Regions from separate parts of the Homo sapiens genome. Here region 1 is linked to region 2. Evidence: read pairs that join two places in POLR2A ChIA-PET (ENCODE). Cell type or tissue: PC-3. All regions are shown on one strand. Links, peaks and the distances in the headings refer to the core of each region. The heading gives the core; the rest is flanking DNA. Region 1 has its middle 18 kb from the start of WSCD1. Region 2 has its middle 110 kb from the start of NLRP1.

Region 1 (2,915 bases), core at 98-2,597, 360 kb before region 2:
GACTGTATTGCTCCATCCCTGCAGGGCACCGCCTGCCCTGGTCCAGGTAGCAGAGCACAGTCAGGTCCCTCTGCCTGGCTTGATGCCGTAGCGAAAGATTTGTGCACCCCTATCTTTATTTTTGTTTGTTTGTTTGTTCAATTTGTTCAAACCTTGAGTGAGGAATAAGGTGCTATTTATTGGGGAGGTGTTCAGAGACCTCAATATTTTTCTGCACAGTCACCCACAAAGTCAATGTATCACTTGGCATAAGGCACAACCTGCCTGTCCATACCAGAACTGTTAAAAGACAACCACACAACTATAAAGAACCGATCTGGACTAATCCAGGTGTCTAGAAATTACCAAGGTTAAAGCGTGATGCCCAGAGTCACAGCCACAGGCTCTTGCTGCCCCTGAAACCACTCCATGTACAAATGTGGCTTCCTGAATTCCAGATCTATTTTTTTTCTTCCCCAGGGCACCAAATATTAAGGATTTGTGGAGAAATCCCTACCAAGTGGTACCCTGCTACTTCTCCTAGGTTTTGAACAAGTTGTGAAATAAAATTAAAAAGTAAAGATAAAGGCCAAAATATCAAGTTTGTTTCTCCTAGAAGCCAGGTGGAAAATGTGGCCTTGGGGCTATTAGACAAGTGGCTTCCTCTTACTCAACCCCTGAACCTGGCCAGTGTATCCACCTCGTCCCAGGCAGCGCCAGCCTGCAGCGTGGAGGGTCCTGCCCAAGTGAGACTTATGTCTTAGACGAGCAGAGAACTTTGCCCTCTGAAGTCAGACTTGACCAAAAGAAGAAGGACAAAGCCCAGCACGGTTATTCTTCCCAAGTTTACCTATCAGAAGAGTCAGTATGTGAAAAGCTGGAGAAAGGTCATGTGTGCTTAGGGGAAAATCCCTTTTCCTGTGAACCAGGAGTGGAGAAAAAGGAGTTCCCTTCTAACAACTGGTAACCCTGTTTGCTCAGTCACCCAAACCAGAAACTAAGGAATCATTCTCTCCTCCTACCTGTCTACCTCACACATGACTGTTTAGTCACTATATCCTGTTGATCCCAAATTTGCTTTTTTTTTTTTTTCTCACTCTATTGCCCAGGCTGGAGTGCAGTGGCATGATCTCGGCTCACTGCAACCTCCACCTCCCAGGTTCAAGCAATTCTCTGCCTCAGCTTCCCGAGTAGCTGGGATTACAGGCACCTGCCACCACGCCTGGCTAAAATTTTGTATTTTTAGTAGAGACAGGGTTCATCATCTTGGCCAGGCTGGTCTTGAACTCCTGACCTCATGATCCACCCTCCTCGGCCTCCCAAAGTGCTGGGATTACAGGCATGAGCCACCGCGCCCTGCCCCAAATTTACTTTCCAAATAAATTTCAAATCCGTCCACTTCTCTCCAACACCACTGACAATACCCTGGTCCAAGCTGTCTCTCTCCCAGGCAACAGCAGTAGTTTCCTTACTTGTCTCCTTGTTTCTATTCTTCCCTCCCCTAGTCCATTCTTCTCTCCTCAGAGTAGTCCTTCTAGAATGAAATTCTGGTCATATCAGTGATGTTCTTAGAACTCTCCAGATCCTTACAGCACTGCCTTCGTCTTCAATCTCATCTGTTCCCCATCCCTCCTCATCCTGCGCTTCAGGTATATTCACCATCTCCCCATGCCTCCAGTGAATTCTGCCCACTCATGCCTCAGGGCCTTCATACATGCAGTTTGCTGGTTCGTTCTCTTGCTCCTTCTTTACTTTTTTACATGGATAAATTTTAATAATTTTTTAAGTCACAAGATGGAGTTAGAGCTATACAACATTCATGAACAGGAACAGTCTTAATATTATGAAGATGCCCAGATCCAATAAAATTCCTATCAAAATTCCAAAGTGCTAAATTTTTAACAGCAGCTTCTAAAGTGATTCTAAATTTGTATGTAGGAGTAAAGCCTGTAGAATAGCCAGGACATTTCTGATAAAGAAGATCCAGGAGAAGTGACTAATGCTAACAAATAACAGGACTTACTTTGATGCCAGAGTAATTCAGTCAGTTACGGAAATGGTGCAAAAATAGACAAATAGACTAATAGAGTCCAGAAAAAGATTCATACGCAGATAGACAATAGAATTACATATCACGACAATGGAAAAGGGAAGGGTTTTTTTTGTTTTGTTTTCAATTTTGTTATCTTGTTTTTAAATAAATAGTGCTATTTCAATTAGGTAGTCATCTAGGAAGAAGTACAGCTTGATGCCTACACCTCATACCATACTCAACAAGGCAAGTTACAGCTAGAAGAAGATGTAATACGTACAAGGATTAGTATCAATAACATGAAAAGAACTACAACTGGGCCAGGTGCAGTGGCTCACACGGGTAATCCCAGCACTTTGGGAGGCCGAGGCAGGTGGATCACCTGAGTCCAGGAGTTTCATACCAGCCTGGACAACATGACAAAATCCCATCTCTAAAATAAAAAAAAGAAAGAAAAAAAAAAGAACTACTACCGTAACTCAAGGTAACCAAATAATTGCTAATTAATTAATAATAAAATTGGATCACACATGGGCCAAAAATGAACGTGTATCATAAAAATGTATTCATCTGCTCAGCCTCATCTGTTATGGTATTCAGCCGTAACAGAATACCAAAAACTGGGTGGTTCAAACAACAGAAATTTATTTTCTCACAGTTCTAGAGGCTGAAAGTCCCAGATCAAGGTGTCAGGAGGGTTGGTTTCTGGTGAGGGCACTTTTCCTGGCTTAGGGATGGCTATCTTCTTCTTCTTGTGTCTTCACGTGGCCTTTCCTCTGTGGGCTTGAGCTCCTGGTGTCTCTTCATCTCCTTCTAAAGACACCAGTCCTATTGGATTAGGGCTTCAACATTATGACTTCATTTAACCTTAATTACATCCTTGAAGGCCCTATCTCCAATTACA
Region 2 (2,915 bases), core at 227-2,726:
GAATGAACAAGGACAGCTTGGAGGTTAGAAGCAAAACAGAGTCAGTTAAGATAGATTTCTTTCACCGTCTCAGTCATCATTTTGCATAGGCAGTTTCACTGTTACAAGTCAAGGGCCGCATGAGCAGGACCGTGGGGGTCACGTTAAAGATTTCTGCCTTTCTCCTAAGGGTAATGAAGTGGAATTGAAAAGTGTTCAGCAGGGGAGTGAGGCAAAAAGTTCTCCCCTACACAAATAAAAACCCCACTTTCTGTAAGTTACAGCGTTCAGCTCCATTTTACCTTTAGGGGTCACAGGATGATAACGACAACAATGGAAATTTGTCATAGTACGTGTTGGGTGCTGGCTACCACTGTGAGTGCTTTCTAGCGATAATCCTGTGAGATGGGTGCTGTCGTTGTCTCCATTTTACAGGACAGGTGCTGAGAGAGGGTGTAGCTTGCCCAAGATCTCACAACTAGCATGTAGTGGAACCAGGAAAGGAACCAAGGCAGTCAGTTTCCAGGGGCTGAGCTGGTAGCCACCAGGGTATTGACACAGGCAGCACCTGCTTTATTAAGATGGAGCTTCACACATTGGGAGACAGCAATCCTGCCTCTTCTTTGCCTGAAGGAAGAAAGGAAGGGGAAGGAGCATTAAATGAGCATCTGCTTTCCTTAAGTAATTTGCCCAAGGTTCTGCAGCTGGTCTGATTCCACAGCCTATGCCCTCTCCAATACATCAAATATTCTCAATTATTTTCTACTCAGTTCTCCCAACTAGTGGATTAGCTGTCCTTTCCAGCACTGTGTCATCAAGAAGTCTGACAAACACTGCCGTGTCTCATGGAAGTCGTCCCGGACAAAAGGGCTGTGGCAGGTGTGCACCAGAGAGCTCTTCATTCAGCCATCAAACAGGCTTATAGCCATCAAATGGGCCTCCATGTTTAACCCACCATGCTTATTCATCACATCGGGAATGCTTCTCCCTCTGGTCCTCAAGGAGATCATGCCCATTGTCAAGTGTTTTGCAAAAATCAAAATACAGCATGCAGAGTTATAGAAAGGGTCCCAAAGCAGAGATAGAAGAGATCAATTTGAGTCTACATTGCATAACTTAGCTGCGTGCTCCGGGGTAAATCCCATTTTCTTTCTGTTTCCTTGTCTGTAAAATGGGCATGTTATACTTCCCTGCCTATTTCCCAAGGCTGTTATGAAAGAGGGGGGAAAATAATAGTAAAGGAAAATGCCTTGAAAACCAGGAAATATTTTCTAGCTATGAGATTGTTTTAGAGTGTTTTCATGCTAGAATGGGCTAATAATTCTCTCAGGGAAATCCTTGGGTATGACTTTTTCTCAGGGAACCCACATTGGCTCCCTGGCTTCACTATTTTCTTTTTCCTTGCTCACAACTCAGCTGTTGAGCTGGAGGTTGTCATCTAACTCACTAGCTGTAGTCTTTCATCTACAATCTCCCTTTAGATTTCCATTCTAAATTATGGAATCTCACGGTGAGAAGAGACTCTACAGGTGAAATCATCTGGATTTCACCATGGGCCTCTATAATACACCTCCCTCACTGGCCACACAGAATTCCTGCTGCCCCATTGTGGTGGACATGATTGTCCTGGTGAAGTTTGGCCTAGTGCCAGTGCAGCCTCACGGCCACACCTATGGAAAATGAAGAAAGCCCATGCTTACAATTCCAACTAAGCTCAAAGAGGTCAGGAATTCACACTAAGGATGATAGAGCAGGACTGTCCATTGCCCCCTCAAGACAAGGGGGCTCCAGGGCACTGGGTTCATGCTGAGCCTCAATATTCCAGAAGCCTGGGCAGGTGCATGGGGGCGGGGGTAGGCCAGAAGGGAGACATTGGGGCCCCCTTTGGACCAATATCAGAAAGGCATGAAAGAGACAGCTGGTCTATAGAGTGAGTGACTAAGTCCAGCAGTGTCTGGATGTCTGCAAGGACCAGAAACAGATATTGGCAAGGAGATTCTCAGAATCTCTCAAGGAGGACCCAAATGCTGAAATTCAGGCTGGGATGCTACATTCACCAGCTGGAATATCACCAGGTATCCAGGATCAGAAGCACTTCCTGGTCACACACAGTCATCTTAGAGATGTACCTCAGCCCAGTGTCTGTGTTCAGGCCACCTTGCCTCCTCTTTACTGAGCCAAGCTTCCCCAAAGTTCTCCAGGAGAAAGTCTCTCCCTTGCAGATCTCCAGACCCAGGCGTCCTTCACAGGGCTGCCTTCCCTGAGTGACAGGGGCCTGCCTCAGCTGCCACCACTTAAACAGCTCCAGCGGAAGCCTCTCATAAGACTTGACCAAATGTGCTTTAAGGTGGAGATTACAAAAACAACCCACAACATACCAGCCCAGCAAACAGACATCCTGGGAATAACCAAATTGGTGGCTCCCAGCAGCTCTGCCCTCTCATTGCAGCCTGGGTCCCTGAATCCTCCCAGAACGAGGGTATATTCGTCTGTTTTTATACTCCTATAAAGAACTGCCTGAGACCGGGTAATTGATAAAGGAAAGAGGTTTGGTTGACTCACAGCTCATCATGTCTGGGGAGGCCTCAGGAAACTTACAATCATAGCTGGGGAGGCCTCAGAAAACTTACAATTATGGCAGAAGGTGAAGGGGAAGCAAGGTACCTTCTTCATAAGACAGCAGGGAGGAGAAATGCCAAGCAAAGGGGGAAGAGCCCCTTATAAAACCATCCGATCTCTTGAGAATTCACTATCGTGAGAACAGCACAGGGGAAACCACGCCCATGATCCAATTACCTCCACCTGGTCTCTCCCTTGACACATGGGGATTATGGGAATTGTGGGGATTGTAGTTCAAGATGAGATTTGGGTGGGGACACAAAGCCTGATCATATCATAGGGTAAATGGTAAAACTAGCCTTCTTGTTACAGCCATA

Evidence for each region. ChIA-PET counts read pairs that join two places held together with the same protein. Peaks named below come from ENCODE experiments on the same cell type or tissue, not always from the same donor. Only the 100,000 strongest peaks of a DNase experiment are listed, where the experiment ranks them.
Region 1: POLR2A ChIA-PET joins it to region 2 with 5 read pairs; 1 of 35 experiments calls an interaction of 5 or more read pairs at or near these places.

The regions. Positions count from the first base shown.
Region 1 is chr17:6,051,139-6,054,053 of GRCh38, reverse strand. No RefSeq gene overlaps it. Among named protein-coding and RNA genes, the nearest start is that of WSCD1, 18 kb to the left of the region's middle. In PC-3, for the core only: no CTCF peak of the experiment used is centred there; no DNase peak of the experiment used is centred there; H3K27ac peaks cover 1,358 bases.
Region 2 is chr17:5,695,554-5,698,468 of GRCh38, reverse strand. No RefSeq gene overlaps it. Among named protein-coding and RNA genes, the nearest start is that of NLRP1, 110 kb to the right of the region's middle. In PC-3, for the core only: no CTCF peak of the experiment used is centred there; no DNase peak of the experiment used is centred there.